Linked DNA regions of Mus musculus: region 2 is linked to region 1. A link is a loop called in an ENCODE intact Hi-C map of the cell type or tissue named here. Cell type or tissue: left cerebral cortex. All regions are shown on one strand. Links, peaks and the distances in the headings refer to the core of each region. The heading gives the core; the rest is flanking DNA. Region 1 has its middle 140 kb from the start of Gm36899. Region 2 overlaps Ank (progressive ankylosis).

The links. Hi-C counts contacts between places; a loop is a spot of excess contacts. Peaks named below come from ENCODE experiments on the same cell type or tissue, not always from the same donor. Only the 100,000 strongest peaks of a DNase experiment are listed, where the experiment ranks them.
Region 2: a loop joins it to region 1, with 5 times the contacts of the local background. A loop is called at or near these places in 37 of 42 quality-filtered maps.

What each region holds. Positions count from the first base shown.
Region 1 is chr15:27,322,542-27,330,876 of GRCm38, reverse strand. No RefSeq gene overlaps it. Among named protein-coding and RNA genes, the nearest start is that of Gm36899, 140 kb to the left of the region's middle. In left cerebral cortex, for the core only: a CTCF peak has its summit at 4,853 (motif pointing left); DNase peaks (open chromatin) are centred at 2,218, 4,249, 4,436 and 4,840; H3K4me3 peaks cover 348 bases; H3K27ac peaks cover 1,121 bases.
Region 2 is chr15:27,580,017-27,588,351 of GRCm38, reverse strand. All of the region lies in intron 8 of Ank (progressive ankylosis), which reads right to left. Among named protein-coding and RNA genes, the nearest start is that of Mir7117, 13 kb to the right of the region's middle. In left cerebral cortex, for the core only: CTCF peaks have their summits at 2,434, 4,867, 5,066 (motif pointing right) and 5,729 (motif pointing left); DNase peaks (open chromatin) are centred at 5,086, 5,723 and 7,361; H3K27ac peaks cover 3,702 bases.

The sequences.
Region 1 (8,335 bases), core at 295-8,294:
CATGGCCCCACAATGACTGCCATCTGATTTCCCTCTTCATGAGTTTCTCTTCGCCACTGGAGCCTCCTTGGTCTGAGCAATTCTATTGCTTTTATTCTGAAGCTCATGGGTAAGACACAAAGGGCAACCCCTAGAGGCTCTCTATTATTAGAGAGAATTATGTCCATAGTAGCAGTCTCTTTGCCTCTTCCTCTATATTCTGAGAAATGAAGTTGTCAGCGAGGAAGTTGAACCCAGGCAGCTATCTGATGGCATGAGCAGCTGATGGAAATTTCCAGTATTTATTTCTAAGCAGTTAAAACCTTTTCCTCTATACCTTGCCTGTGTGCCAATTTAATGATCAGCATCAGCACTGCGTTAGCATTTTCCTTAGCACAGTCCCTTACAATACTCCTTTTATTCTTTTCTCTGTTGTGTGTACACACATGCATATATCCACATATGTGTGCACCCATGCTACCATCACCCAGGTTTCTCTACTCTTTTTTCAGTCATTGCCCCCACTCCATCTCCCATCCCACAGTTTCTCATCCCATTCCTCCTCCCCTTGCCTCTGAAAGGGTGCTCCCCTCAGTCTCCCCCAACCCACCCCGTCCCCTCACTATGCCTCTCCTTCTCTGGGGCCTCAAGTCTTTTAAGGATTAAGCTCATCTTCTCCCGTGGCTACACCAGGCAGACCTCTGCTACATATGCACCAGGGGCCTTGGACCGGCCTGTGTATGCCCCTGGTTGGTGGCTCAGTCTCTGGGAGCTCCCTGGGGTCTGGGTTAGTTGAGTCTTCTGGTCCTCCTATGGGGTCACTCTCCCTTTCATTCTCTATTCTTTTTCAGTCATGCATTTCTCCAAAGTTTAAGTAATTCCATGCCATAGTTTACCGAGAATGACTTACTGTTGTTCTTGGATTAATTAATAATTAATGCCTCTTTTTCTTTTCAGGATGTGCTAGTTGGAACCTTACCTATAATCTCGTTTCCACATTCTACACTTCCCCGTCCCCTTCAGTAACATATTCAGATATACAGGGTCTTGTGTATGCTGGGTAAGTGCCTACCACTGAGCTATAGCCCCGATCACTCATGCTGTAATGTCTCAAAGTCTAAATCACAAAGTGTTTACCATAAAGATAACATCTGTGCTTTATGGTTCTTTAATTTCCTTTCAAGACTTGGGGACTTTTTCACTCATATGCTCCTGGCTATGAAAGTTCCCATATGGCTGGAGGGTGCCTTCTGCCTGGGTGTGTCTTTTTCTTTGTGGGCACTTTGACTCATTGGTCCTAATGTTCTGGCTTTCGTGACGGTTTCATAGAGGATGGATGGTCATGGTTGATCCTCAGTAGGCTCTTCCTGCACTGTCTGTGGGACACTGGGTTTCATTGTCATGCAGGTAAAGGAGCTTAGAATAGCTTCTCTTTCCCTTCTTTTACACGAATCTGTATCTGCAGAATCTGTGATGTTCTAAATTATTGCTTTTTTATTTTGTACAGGAGTGCTTTGCTGTCTGAAACAATGGGCTCCATCCCCTGTTTTCACTTGCTCTTGAAGGCTAAGACCAGCCTGACCAGTCAGGGACTCAGCATAACCCCCCCATAGGCCATGGGTACTCCCTGTCGCTTCTTAGAATAGAAGGCACGAGTCAGGTCCTATTCTCTGCCTAACAGTTGCTGGAGGAAGCTCCTACTTGACATATAGTTACTTAGCAAAGAACAACAGCAAAATGTCCACCTGTCTTTGTTGTTACCCAAAATGACATCTACAACTGATATGAAATAGGAAATGAGTATACCCTAATTGACAGGTTTTGGTCCATTTAGAATGAATCTGAACACGCTGTTGATTTCCATTCCTGATGGCAAGGTCACAGCCTCAGGCCTCAGCTTTGGGTTCCATGTCTCACTCTGTGGTCTTACTTCTCAATTTAAGAGTTCCTGTTTACAAAATGAAGACAATAAGCCTTCCCTTATCATATTTAAAGGAGAGGTAAGTGCAGTTATGTATAGCCTTGTATAACCTGGAAATTAGTGTATTCTCAGTAAATAAATGTTAGTCTAAAGTACTAGTAGATGCGATTACAAGTTTTAGTGTCAAATGTAGATTTGCTACCAATTCAGTAGGCTCTGTCTTGCAAAGGCCCCAACTCCTAACACAATGACACAGACTTCAGAGCCAAGCAGTGAATTCTGAGCACAACTCTGTTTTCTTCTCCTGGGTAACTGTAGGCTCAGAATGGCTGTCAGTCAGCCAGCCAGCCAGGAGACCATGCACTGGAATAAAAATGAGTCTGTGTGCAGCAGTGACTGGAGTAGCTTTGCAGAACGCCCTCCTTGGAGCCAACAGGGTTTATGTGCAGTATCTTGTTGAAGAAGGAAAGAGATGCAGGTAACTCTTACATTTGCACCACAACCAACCAACAGCCACACTTGGGAAGGCCTTATTTATTATACCTTAGAGTGTGAACCTTGAATGAAGTTGGGGTGCTCTCACTATGTTACATTTTCTCTGGAGACTAGAAGAAAGCTCCCTACCCCCTAGAAAATTGCTAGTGCCCCTCTTCTTGGCTCCTGGTTCTGAGATTTCCTTCTCAGCATGAGTAGATTCCCAGATATGATCACAGCCAGCTCCTGTCACCCAACACCAGCGGGACCAATACTTACTGGAAGCATCTCTGATGACATCTCTCATTTCATGTATGAATTAGAGAATCTACATTTCTCGGACATTCCTGTTATGTGCTCACGTGGCTTTGTGTTCATGCCATGCTATTTCTTTTTAGAGCCGGCCTCATATTTCCTTTTATATTGACAAGGGTCTGTATTTTTGAGCCCCATCGTTAGATAGTGCAATATGGGTAAACTGAGTGTCATGATGACTAAGTGACTCTCTAGCACTTTACAATGAGTCAGGTAGTGAGACAGGAATAGAAAACACAACTCTAGTCTCCTAAATTGTTTTTTTCCTGACCACTAGACCACACTTCCTCTCCAGACTATGAGACACTGGAAAATGAGAGTCAGGCTGAGAGTAAATATGGAGGTGAGCCCGCAGAAACACAATTTCACTTGTTCTTAAATCATGTCGTTTAGCAAAGGAAAACAGCAAACACCCCAGTGTCTTTACTGTCATCCAAAATTGCATCCTGAACCCACCATGGATGTAGAACAGGAAATGAGTCTGCCCCAAACCGACATCCCTTTTCCATTTAAATGATTTTGAAAAAGTGGTTGATTTTCCCGTCTGTATGAGATTTCCCTTACAAAAGAAAAAAAAAAGTATTTGCAGTTCAAAACATAAATAAAACAAATTCGTCAGTCACGTGTTTTACTAAATGAAATCCAACAGTTTTAGGCTTCATAGGAAAAACAGGCTGATTAGACGCAGCAGGAAGGTGAGTTTATCGTGGACCAAGTGTGGCAAAGAACAGCACGCAACACATGAAGGTGAAAACTGGGGCAAAACTGTGCAAGGATGTGGGTGTGAGTCTCAACTCTGCTCCTGACTTTCTTCTTTTATTTAAATACGTACACACGTGATTATGTACTTTTTGTGGGGGGCTGGGCATAGGTAACCCTCAGTGTGCATACAACTTCAATGAATCTATTTTCCTCTCCACCATATGGATCCCAGGGACTGAGCCCAGGTTTTTTGACTTGGTGACCCTCACCCGTTGAGTCACCTCACTGGTCCCCTGACTTTCAGTGTTGAGCATATCCAACCATATGTGTCTGAAAGGGGTCATAGCACCTGCCTGCCTGCCTGTCTGCCAGTAGCCTTGGTGTGGAGACAGACAGGATAAGGTGAATGGAAGAAGAGCTGTGTGCTGGACAATGAGATATGGCAAGCCTCTGCCCCATGCCAAGGTTGCCCGGGTAGGCCAGTCATCTTTGCACTTCATCTCCAGTAACAGAGCTCTCAAAGGCTTCTTCTCCATGCTTGACTAGAACTTAAAACAAAAACAGTCTAAACAAGCTTCTTTTGAAATCAATTCTTGGCCATGGAGACAGAAAACAAGATATTTCCTTTTGGCGAATAGCTCCCCCTCTTCCTCGTCATTTAGCAAGAGGTATCTTGAACTGCTCTCCTGAAATCCGATGAGAGATGTGAAGAGAATATTTTCCACTCAGAGAAAAGAGCCGTGCAGTCTGGGGAAGCAGGGCCCTCACTGGGAGAGAATGAGTGCCAAGAGCTGTCTCACCTTGTGGTTCCCGGGCAGGCCTACAAGCTCTACAGATAAAGCCCAGACAGCAACTACTGGGAATCCTGGAAGGTCCTTTTGGGGGAAAAACAACAACAACCTTCCATCAGGGTTTCCATCTGTGGGTGGAATAGGAGGCTATTGTTCCTGGAAACTGAAGAAAAGGCAGGAATTTACTTTCCAAATTGGGCAGCAGCCGAAAATTCAGCACAGCTCACTGCTCAGCTGCTGCCCTTTAACAGCAGGTGATGGTGTGATTTTTCTCAATGGAGCAAACAACCTACTGGAAAGCTCCTCAGACTGTCACTAATCTCTACTGGCGTCGCGTCGGTTTCTTGTATGTCAGCAATTCATGATGCTCCGTGTTTGCCATAAAGAGATTCCTTATGTGTTGGTTGTGTGACCCCCTTATCGTAATCTCAAAAGACAACGATCTCTACCTTCTCTCTAAAATAAATCCAGTACAAGACAATCCCTGCCTTCTTTAGGGGTGGTGCATGGTCTGATGCAGAGGACTGTACTGCCCCGTGCCAGAAGTAGAATCAAGGGAGACCTTTAGAAAACAATACCTGCCAGGTACCTCACGCACGTGTCTTTTATTGTGTAACTTACATGCAAAGGGTTGTGGGTGGGCTGTAATAAATCAGCGCCATCTAGTGGAAATGGGCAAAGCTACAAGTCACCGCTCCACTGCTGTGTCACTGCCAGTAGGACACCTTCCAGCTCAGTCACTTCTCAACGCAGTCTTATTTATACTCTTCTATTTAAACGGGTTGCCCCATTCTGCTTTGAAAGCTAAAGGCTAGTCCTAGGTAGAGTAAAAAGACTGGGGACTGTGTAAATAAATGTTCTGGCAGTAATCAAGATAATTGTACCAGTTAGCATGTGAACACTAATGTTTGGTTTATAGTCATCATATTTCATCCTTATAGGACTCTGGGAGACAGTGCTGTTTTGTTGAGAAGGAAACTGAGGCACAGAGAGTCTATGTAACTTGCCTGGGCCACTCTTTTGCTACTGGGAAGACACCAGTCTTCCTTGTGTCCCCCTGCCTGAATGGGGTCGTAAATATATGCTGGAGTAGACAGAATTCCAGTGTTAGGGCTGATGGACAGAGTCCCAGAATAGGAAAACATGGTGGATATTGGTAGATAATAGGTGTCCCATAGGTCAAATGGAAGTTGGTTCGAGCCATACTCAGTCGTTTTTCTGTTTTGTGTTCCTGGGAGAATTACAGTATGTTCTGAGAACTCCAGGTTATTCTGAAAAAAAAAAAATGGCGACAGGGATATATCTTCCTCGTGGAGGAGGAGCTGGTAGTATGGGGAGAAGTGTGGGTGCTTGCGGTCTGGCTCATGGTGGCTGTAGATAAGATTTTTCTTTTTAATTCTTTGAAAACGATTTTAGACGTTCATCAATTAGAGAAGAGTCCCTCATGGGGAGTAGACAGGTCGGTTCTTAAGCTCTGAATTCAGCCTTCTATCCACCTGGAGTTCTTGTCCCGCCTAGGACAATGTGTGGAATGTGCCCCTCCATAATCCTATCTTCCTTCCCACTGTTGGTGCTCATAGCAGGACCAAAGCTGGCAGGTGCAGAAGTTGTCCTTGGCGCCGTCCGTGGGTGATCCTGCTCTTGTGCTCTTTGGTCTCTTTGGTGTTCATGATGAATGTGAGGATAGGAAGGTGCAAGAAGGAGATTCTTGTTACAGAGTCCTTCTCTGAGGCCTCCAGGGCACAAAGGGCTTTTATGAGAAGGGACAGAGGGAGGATATGGAGATATTGGTTAGGAGGCAGAGGCCTTTGTTATTTAGTCTGCTGTCTCTTTTCTTTTTTCTCTGTCCAAACACAACAGAGTCATGGGCCTCCTGCACCTAATTAGCTAAAGACTATGGACAGAGAACAGCAGATATAGTGGGTTCTGGGAATCTCAAGGAAGTTTTACCAGTTTACATCTCCACCATTTGGGTAGACCCTTTAGAACTTAGACTGTCTAGTGAGTGGGAGGAAGATGAAGGATAAGGGGGGAGGAGACAGACAGACAGACAAAGATCTGCCAAGTAAAATGTCCCCAAAGAGCTGCCCCATCACAAAATGGTGTATTCCTGTCTGGCCATCTAGAATTACCTATCATTTTCTCTCTCTAAAGGAGATTTTAGTTGTATTCATGTGTGCATATGTGTGTGACCACGTGTGAATAAGTGCAGGAGCATGCTCTGTAAAGGCCAGAGAAAATGTTGGATCTCCTGGAGTTGGAGCTACAGACCATACTGAGCCACCTGATATGGGTGCTGGGAACTGAACTCTGGTCCTCTCTGCACGAGCAACAAGCACTCATGACTACTGAGCCATATCTCCAACCCCTAACTGTGTATTTCTTGGTTTAATATTTGCTCCACTAAACAAAGTACAGTAGTAGACCAGCACTGTGCTGTATGGAGAACAGAAACAGGCTTCACTCAGACCCTTAGTATGCTACCAAGAGGATTTAGCATATCCATATACTCAGAAAGATTAAAAAAATATATAACAAGCAACAGGATTTTTTAGTACAGTGTACTACATAATTGAAGTGAATCCTGATGTCTGTTTTCATACTATACAATTTCTTTTGCAGAGTTACGTTGTATTACAAATACAGAAACCATCTTCTTAAAAGGGAATGCAAGAAATAAGTAACAGCTAATGAATTGATATAAAAAAAAAAAACAGTACTTGCAAATAGAGTTTGATTCTTTCCCCAGCCATGACTCATTTTGCGCGAGCGTCTTGGCTTCTCCATCCTTAAAAGACTAATACAATTTGTCTTTAATTAAAGTCTCAATTATTTTTTTAAAGCTCTGGGGAAGATGGGTGCAATGGAAAAATGAACTAACTGAGCCTATGACTTAGCTTGTGCTGGGAATTTTATAGGCAGTTCACAAAGGCTTTTACTTGTCCCCCTAAGTGATAGGCAAAATGTATTTGAAGCCGAACAACTTAGACTGGAAAGGCACACAGTACCTGTCCCCAAAGTAATGATCACATCAGGACACACCCGTTGGGATTGAATGCTCCCATTTAAAGTCTGCCCAACCATCACAGCCTATGTCTGTTTTGGCTTTGGCAGAATGTTGATAACAAGCATCTGCAAGAACCTTGTTTAATTGAGCAGGAAATTACTGTTTTCTTTACCAAGGTGTTGTAAGTAAAGACATACCTGTGTAGACAGGATTTATGGTTTAAGTCCCGTGTGAAGAAATGAAGGTAAATTAGCAAAAATTAATCCCCAGGTGAAATCACAGCTCTGGAACTCATTTTTCCAATGGAATTTGACTGTGTTTTTGGAGCCTGTTAGATTGAGAGGTAATCTCTTGGGCACACAGGGACTTCCTTAAGCACATGAAGTGTGTGTGTGTGTGTGTGTGTGTGTGTGTGTGTGTGAGAGAGAGAGAGAGAGAGAGAGAGAGAGAGAGAGAGAGAGAGAGAGAGTGCGTGTCAGCTAAAGGCTGATGAACACCTTCCCGTGTAGACCTCATCTTATTTCTTGAGACAATGTCTCTCGACGAATCTGGAGCTCAGTGTTCTAGTTAAACTGGATAATGAACGAGCTTCCGGGTTCTGCCTTCCTCCCTTTCTACAGTGCTAGGGCTACAGCCTCTGCTGCCATGAGATCTGAACTCAGGGCTTCTTACTTATATAGTATGCACTTTTCTGACTCAGCCACCTCCTTAGCTCCTGTGTTTATATGTTTTTTGAATGTAGTATTTTACTAAGTATTTTACTAAGTACCCTGGCTAGCTTTGAACCTGTGAACCATTCACCCCAGCCTCCTGTGTGCTGAGATTTCAGGCATGTATGTGGCACCATGCCTACCTTTGAAAATATTTTGACCTCTAGATCCATAGATTTCAAGTATCCCATTGATTCCAGGAAAGAAAAGGAGTCCGTTTCTCTTTCCAGGATGCCTTTTCGAGTAGCCCGCCTCCTGTCCTTTGGATTAGAAGTTTATCTTTGATACCTCCTACCCATCCCTGAGTTCCCGTATTATTTTTCTGAGTTGATTTGGCATTCTGGACCACCGTGGACACTCCTCCACTCGAGCCTCTTCCTGGAGGGCCTGTCTCCGTGTTGACTGATTAAATGAAGAAAGGAAAGAGAAGAGTCAC
Region 2 (8,335 bases), core at 143-8,142, 260 kb before region 1:
CACAATCTGCCAAATCAGGAGAGCCAGGGAAAGAGAAAAATACCTTGACAGGAACAAGGGGGAAGTTGTCTGGGGAACTCCAGAGAAAGATACAGAGCAGGAAGTGTGAGGTGCACAGGCCAGCAAGTTACACTGCAGGTGGGACGAAAGACACCTGCTGCGCCTGACTACACTGCAAGAGCTTTACACAGACACAACATGGAGCTAAACAAGGGCTCAGGACTCAGAAAGCTGAGGAAAAGGATAATTACTAATTGTTTAAGGCAGGGAAATAGTATGGCATTTAATGACTTTAAGTATCAGGACTTGGCTATTATAATTCATCAAAAGAATTTCTTATAGTATCATAGTTCATCAGTTACAAACCCACCAGGAGGAGAAATGGGGCTGGGTTGGGGTGGGTGGCGTGCCTATAAGAGGGGACAGGGCTGGAAAGAGGATGGATGCGCAGTAGCTTGAGACATGTTAACTGGGAGCAATCCTAATTTAACTTTAACTTTAATCCAACTTTAACTTTGTGTTGATTTTAAAAGCCTTAATTTAAAAACACAATGACATAACTTTAGAGGGTAATGTTTAAAACAGGCCAGTTCCATCCAATACTTATCTCCTTTTCCTAAACTACAAGCAAGTCTTGTCTAAAATAAAACTGAATATATTGGAGAGTGAGTTGCAGTCACGTGAAAACAGAGTACCAATGCATTGTAGCACCTTGGTTTAAGTTTCATGGAATTAGCCTGGCCACAGCGAGTCGTTACAACAACAACAACTCTTAGCAGATCAACACAAGTGTTTTACTTTATACAGTCAATAGGCTTTTTCCGGTGTCTCATCAGCATCTGGGAGCAGAGTCAACCGGCCTGTAGCAGCAGGTGCTAGGTAGGGATTCATATTCATGCCGTTCTGAGTCCCTCAGATCTAGCAACTTGGAGCTTGGGAACTTTATTACTTGAATAACATGGACAAGTGGCCTGCCACCTTTCCCCATTGCTGGTTTTAAATAGTGTGATATCACTTGTGTCTACATCGCAGACATGACAGCAATTTTTAATAACTCCCAAACAGCACTGGGTATGGTGCTGAAGACAATTTATCCCTCTGTCTATACCACATCCCAGCATCAGATTAAAGATCCCTCTTTCGGTGCTGCTTCGTGTTAGGCCCTAAATATTTCCCACAGCAGTAAAGCTATAAACCACCCCTCAAGTCTGCCATGGATCCGTGCATTGGATCTTGCCTAGATGAGCCATTCTGTGTTTCCTTAGTGGGTAGAATGTGTCACAGGGGCCATATTCTGCACAAAACTCAGACTTCCCAGAGAATCATTTCTGTGCTTTTTTTTTTCAACTAGAGATGATATGAACATGAGACAATGCCTCAAATACAAGTTGCAAGCTCTCTAGGCTTTGCAAAGGTCATTGTAAAGTGGATTTTAAATCACAACACACCAAGGGAAAGGAGGGTGTAACTGCATGTCAGATGTATGGTAGAAACATGCTTGTGCAGCAAGTGAGTGAGGGAATTCCCCACTCTGGCCTTTCCACGTGGAAGATGCTCACCTTGAAGTCTGCTGTTTTGTAAGAAGTGATCTCTCTGGGGGAGGGCAGTTAATAGGGGGGCAGATAAGGAGCATGACCCTAGGTTGTCAACCATACACACTTGCAGGGTCTAGCTCTCTGTCTTAGGAACACTGAAGTTAAAAGCCATTGTTCCAGCTAGCAGAAGGCCATCGAAGAGCAGGAGCTGTACATTTGGGAGGCCTCTTTCTCCCTCTCTCAAGTCTCCGAAGCCAGAAACTTCAGGCTCCTACTAAGAAAATGGTGCATTGCTTTTTAACCAGTCTTCCACAAGGGAATATTTGCCGAACTCTCCAAAAGGGGACATGTAAACAACTGGGAAGCAAAGAGTGTTTGCTAAAAGCTAGGACACCAACCTTCAGGTCAGGTTTCATGCTCTAGCGTAATAATCAGACCCAGTGTTTCGGAAAACTAGAACGGGAAGCTCACTCAACAAGGGGTATTTTAGGAAATGTCATTGTACCGAGTTCAACTAGTGTAGCTGTAACTCAGAACATGTCCTCCTGGTTGACCATGACATGCTGTGCTCATCAAATATCTGCAGAGGCCACTGACATTGACTTTTCCACACCAGAATGAAAACCTAATGAACTACTGACAACAGACATGATTTGTGTGTGCCCTGGAGTAGCTGCAGGGTTGGGTTCGCTTCTGCAGAGTTTGCTGTCAGTATCATCTCATTAGGAAGGAGCCTTGGGTTGTCTATTCGTTGTCTAACCAAAGGACCCAAAGCTCCTTAAGAAAACTCAGTCTCTGACTAGAGCAGGGAATAAGACTATCATTATCCTGGAAGATCTAGAGTGCTAGGAAGGAAGGAAGGAAGTGCCCAGAATGAAAACAATAGGACATGTCAAGAGGACAGCAGAGCCACTGGAGTCCCCAGTGGCCAAGACAGGAATATGAGCAACACAATAAAATAGCTTTGATATGACCTCAAGCATAAATTGAGCATCTAAAGCCCATGTTGACACACACAAGTAAGGGGGAGAGGGGACTAACCCGTGTGGGATCCTACACAGCCCCTTACCAGTTCTCTCCGTGTGGGCTGACCAAGGACCAATCATGTCATGGCACACAGAGAGGGAGAGAGCTGCCAAACATCATCACTGGGCCACGTGATCAGCAATGGGGAGGTCTGGCTAATGGAGTTTAAGAGGCCAGCTGTTCCCTTAGCCTGTCAGTTCAGAGAACACACAAAGCTACCTCCAGGACAAGAGAGGTGCATTCCTTGTTGGGTGTCCTCAGGGCTCTGCTCTGTAGACAGTATGGCTTAGTGACATGGCTTTTGAAGTTCCCTAAGCTGATGGTTCTACTTTTGAGGAATTCACAAACTTTTCTCCATGGCCCAGTGGTTAAAATGAGCAGTGAAGGAAAGATTCTGATCTTTAGAAGCTAGAAAAAAGTAAAATGCATGCATCTGTCCTGGAGTAAAATACCTGCTCCAACTGGGCACGGAGGCACACACACACTTTTAGTCGTAGCACACAGGAGGCAGAGGCAGGTGAATCTCTCTGAGTTCAAGGCCAGCCTGGTCTACAGAGCAAGTTCCAGGATACCCAAAGCTACACAGAGAAACCCTGTCTCTAAAACAAACAACAACAGACCTGGCCCAAGGCATCACTGTTGTCTAGAGCATTTATCAGAATTGCAGTGCAGCATGTGGTGGGGTCCTCCCACTAGGAGGACCATACTTCTATACACAGATCAGGTGTTATGGTGACTCGGTGTTTCCTGTAACTAGAAGAGTCCTGCCCGCCTGGGGTGAATTCCTGCCACTCATTCTTCATATTTTGCTTCTGGGCAAGAATGCCTCTCATGTTCTAGATGGGATCTTGTCCCTTACAGGACTACTGTGAGCACCATCCTCCTTAGAGGTACCTGTGTGTGGAGTTGGGACTGGTCCACGCTGTCATAAGGTCTAACTGAGGAAGGAAATCAACGAGAAAGTGTAGCCAACGACTTGTGCAGCTCGCCACCCCTGATTGGTCAATGTCTGCTGCTATGGTTCCTATGGCTTACTGGGGGTCCAACTGGCATCGATAGTGGCCTCGTCTAGATACACGTGGGATTAGGATTGATTTCATTTCCCTGTTGATAGTTTCCACAAAGAGTATTGATGAGAATGGGCGGTAGAATTTGACTAGGCAGAGATATAGATAAAAAGACCATAAATAAAAGTAACCAGTTTATTTCTTAGCCTCCTTGCTGTAAACTAGGCATGCCAGGAAAGGAATGTCTATAGCAAAGGTCTTTGGTTCTGCCATGGCCAGAGGCTTTCGAGGGCAGTAAGGGGCCTGTTATTTCCTTATCTCTTTCCCCTAAAGGAGTGCTCTTTCCAGAAAAGCACACTAACGTCAGGTGCCCAGCTATTCCCACCTCCATCCGCAGCAGTGTGGCTGGTGGCCCTCCCCTCCCAGGGTCCTCCTGCCCAGCTCTGCCACCCCCACCCCCTTCAGCTCCCTATGATAAACTCCTTCTTCCTAAAATCCCTCCATGTGGCCTGGGAACTGCATTGTTCAAGTTCACAAGACAAGAACTGGGCTTCCTGGACTCTCACCTCCAACTACACAGCCAACGATACCTCAAGTTCAAAGACACCATGCTATTCCCTGTCAATCCCCGCCACCCTGTTAGAAACAGCTTTAAATACAACATGCCCCTGTTTATGTCTTTGCAGAAAAAACCAAGTGGGTCTTCATATATGTTTTATCAGGGACATGAGAAGTCATGTTTGGGAGGGGGCAGACATCAAAAGGAAGCTAAGGGCTCAGCTCCAACAGCCAGCATCTTGTGTGAACATCTCAGTTGAGAAGGAGAAAGCAATGCTGTCTTCCAGTGTGGAAATACCAACAGACAACAGTGTATGAAACACGCCAAGACGGAGTGTACATCAGCGCTGTCAGAATGACGGGAGCGAGGCTGGAGTGAGCCATCTGCTAAAGGGTGATCTCATGAAAAGCCATGAGAGGCAGCACCTGAAAGGGCAGTGAGAGAAGGTGGCTTTGGTAGGCACCCCACTGGGAAAGAGAAGGACACAAGGAAGAAAACCCAGGTAGGGACTTCTTATGTAAGATCAGGCTGGCAAACGTCAGACTGCTGAAAATAATGGCCAGCTGTATACATCATAGAGTAAACAGGTCTTGGTTTTCTATTCTGAAGCACTAGAAAAGTCACATGATAAGATGTGACGTGTCACCTGATATTCTCCATCCGGCCTGCTGGCAAGCATGGTTATTACACATTTATCGTGAATAATCTGTAATAAATGCTACCATTTTCTTCTAAAGTGTATCCATCGTGAAGATAAACACCTTCAGATGTAGTTTTAGCATCCCTCTTTTTCTACAGAGTAAGGAGATGAAAGTCAGCCCTCCGATTGAGGTTGGATGGGATGAACTCATTCTTCTTGAGAGCCCTGTTGTCATTTCTGCTATGACCCCAGATTCCTGATAAGTCACAGAACACTGCTTGGAAGCAAGGCGACATTTCAAACAGCAGGGGGTGCCATGCACCAAGCAGAAGAGGAGCTGGGTGTCCGGGGCCTGCCAGCTCCACAGGAGGTATCTACAGAATGTTCCATTCTAGTCCTTAACAGGTCTGAAGGATGTCTAGAAAGGTCCACATGCTAGCTTCAGTGTAGCTTTTCAGTAAGTAGCTTTTCAGAATTTGGAACTTAGGGGATGGGGCCTAATGAAAACACATTCAGTTGGTTGAGAGTTCTGTGGATGCGAGGAGGTAGTACAATCAACCATAGGACCGTACCTCACTGTAAAGTCGCAATGGGCAAGATGCTAAGTTTGTATTATGTGTATTTGACTACGACTACTATGTTTTCAAAGGGAGCTGAAGAAATGGATCAGGATATAAAGTTTCTGCTATGCAAGCCCAAGGGCCAGAGGTCAGATAACCAGTGCCCACCTTCGATGCCGTGAAGACTTGTTGGCTACCAGGAGTCTCAGCCCTTGGGAGCAAAGACAAGGGATTTCTAGTGAAAGCTGAAATGAACAAACCCCTTTGGGGGTTAGAGAGCTGGCTTAATGGTTAAAAATACTGGCTGCTCTTCCAAAAGAGCCAAGTTCAATTCCCAGCACCCACATGGTGGCTCTCAATTATCTGTGAGTCCAGTCCCAAGTGATCTTGTGCCATCTTCTGGTCTCTGAGGGTACTGCGTGCATATGATGTACAGAAATATATTTAGGTAAATACCAACACACATAAAACAAAAATAATAAAATAACTAAAGTATCCAAAGTGGAGAGCTATGGAGCAGGACACCTAACATCAACCTCAGCGTGAACACACATGATTAACGTGTATCTGCATACACCCATGACCACACACACACACACACACACACACACACACACACATAAATGCCACCAAATTCTGAGAAAAGGGGAAAATGATAACAATACAACATGCTTGATCATCTGTTTTCTCACAGCACATGTGGACATGCACAGTCTATTACGAGGAAGGCATGGAGACCAGTTTTCATTGTTTGGATGCCTAAGTCTCTCCAGCCCATGAGACAAACTCTCGGCTCTGCAGGGGCTGCTGAATTAACAAGCCCTACCCTGACAGCTCCCAGAGAACCGGGCGGGCGGGGAGGGAAACAGCTCTGTGCAACAGACTCTGAGCAGTTACCCCAGGCCAAGAACTTTCCATGTTTTTTCTCACATAGTCCTTATACGATTCTGGGATGGTGCCTCTGTCACAGATGCTCTAGGACAGGGCCCTCTACCAGGCCCCTCTCCCTATTTCCAGGATGCCCCAAGGCACTGGAAAGAACCGCATCCTGACTTGGTCTGAGAACGCCTGGACCTCTGTCCATTTACCTTCTACCCCTTCCCCTCCCCCTCACACAAGGGAGGCATTTTCTTCTGCTGGATAATGGAACAGTGAGGAAGCAGTCTCCACCTCATGGTTCGAGGGAGGGACCACAGCAGAAACAAAGGCTGACACAGGCAGCCTTTGTTCTAGACAAAGGGTCAGCATGGTACCAAGGCTAGGACAGGCCCCAGCAGTCACCCTGGAAGGCTGAGTGACAGCTGCCCAGGAGGGTAGTTTAGCAACAGGGAGGTAAGACTGGGTCATTCATGGGAACTCAACAGCTAATCTGGACAAAGAGGCCACCCGAACAGAACCTCTGATAGTGGCTTTTAACCTTTAACAACTTGGGTGTTGACATTTTCTAGTTTGTGGGGTTCCAGAAGAGACAAGCCTCACTGAACTGCAGCTTCCCTGGGATGCTGGGGTGACAGCAGGTGGTCCTGCTGCAGCCAGCGCGGGCACATGCTGCCTCTTAAACAAGAGTAGCAGACAAAAAGGGAGTCAAGCCAGGCAGCCCTTGAATTACAGCAAGCCACTCTGAGATGGGGAAACTGAGGACGTGGGAGGCCTTGCAGACCCGGATTCCAGCTTCAAGCCCCTAAGATGGGCATTTTTGATCCAGTGTCTCTGTATCAACCAGTACATGGCTCTCCTAGGGAATCAGACACTATGAATACCAGCATGTAGGTGACCTTGCAGCTTTTCAAAGGTGGAGGCGAATCCTTGGAGCCCACCAATGTTGGATCACACCAAACCTATCAGCGTTGGCAGGGACCTGTGACTCAAAAGAGGGATCCTGTGTCAAAGGAAGGCCTGATAGTGAAGATTTCCCTCTGGACTAAGACCTTCAGAGTACCAAATTTCTCCTCCACAGGGCTGGGTGGGCCTCTGCTGGGATGGCACTCACGTGCCTTCTGACATCAGGGCTTGACAGACCAACCAGCTGTGGAATGAGCACAGGCTTGGATTGGCAGGGCCCCCAGCAAGTGCCTGTCTACCCTCTCCTCTCCAGAGGCTCCCATATCTAAAATTATTCAGGCCCTGGCATCCTGCAGTAGCAACACATACCAGTTTAGGGCACAGTGCTGCCTTAAAGCCAGAAAGAGTGCACAGACTGCATGAAGAGGGTCTGAAGGCCTCACCAGACAGGAGGGATGCCGAACATGCTGTGATAATTAGATGTTCGGAGGCTCAGATCATGCTGCCAACTTGCGGAAAGACGCCCAAGTGACAGCCAACTTTAGGAGATGCCAGAAGCAGGAGTCCAGTAGGATCCCAAACGAGGACTCCAGGAGGGACCGGCTGGAATATGGCTGCCTGGGTCTTGCTGGGCTTGGCCTTAGTCTGGTGGCCCATGGCTAATTTATAAACACCTGCTCTTCCACATTCTCCTGGCTGTTGTGTGGTCTTCACAGAGGGTGCTCTGTGACACCCCGAACATGGGAGAAATGTCAAGATGAGCCTTGACTGTCAAACACGAGAACATTTGTCTTAGGACAAGGAACTAAATCTTTGTATTTACCTCATCTTGTAAGACTTCATGCAAATGGTCAATCCTCCTCACCCAGTAAAACATTTGCTTACACAATTTCTATCCTAGGAACTTGACAGGAGCCGTGACCCTTTTCCCTTTGAGCAGTGACTCTCTTCCTATTCCTCTTTCCTGTGCACCAACTCTTTCCACACAAGCCAAGTGAGTAAGATTGTGAGATTAGACCTACCAGCCAATGGGGGGAAGGCTCAGCCATCACCTGACCAGCCAACGGGGTGGGGGTGGGGGTGGGGGTGGGGGTAGGGAAGCTCAGCCACCATGACCAGCCAATGGGGTAGCCACCTGACCAGCCAATGGGGGAAGGCTTAGCCACCACCTGACCAGCCAATGGGGGAAGGCTTAGCCATCACCTGATCAGCCAATGGGGAAAGGC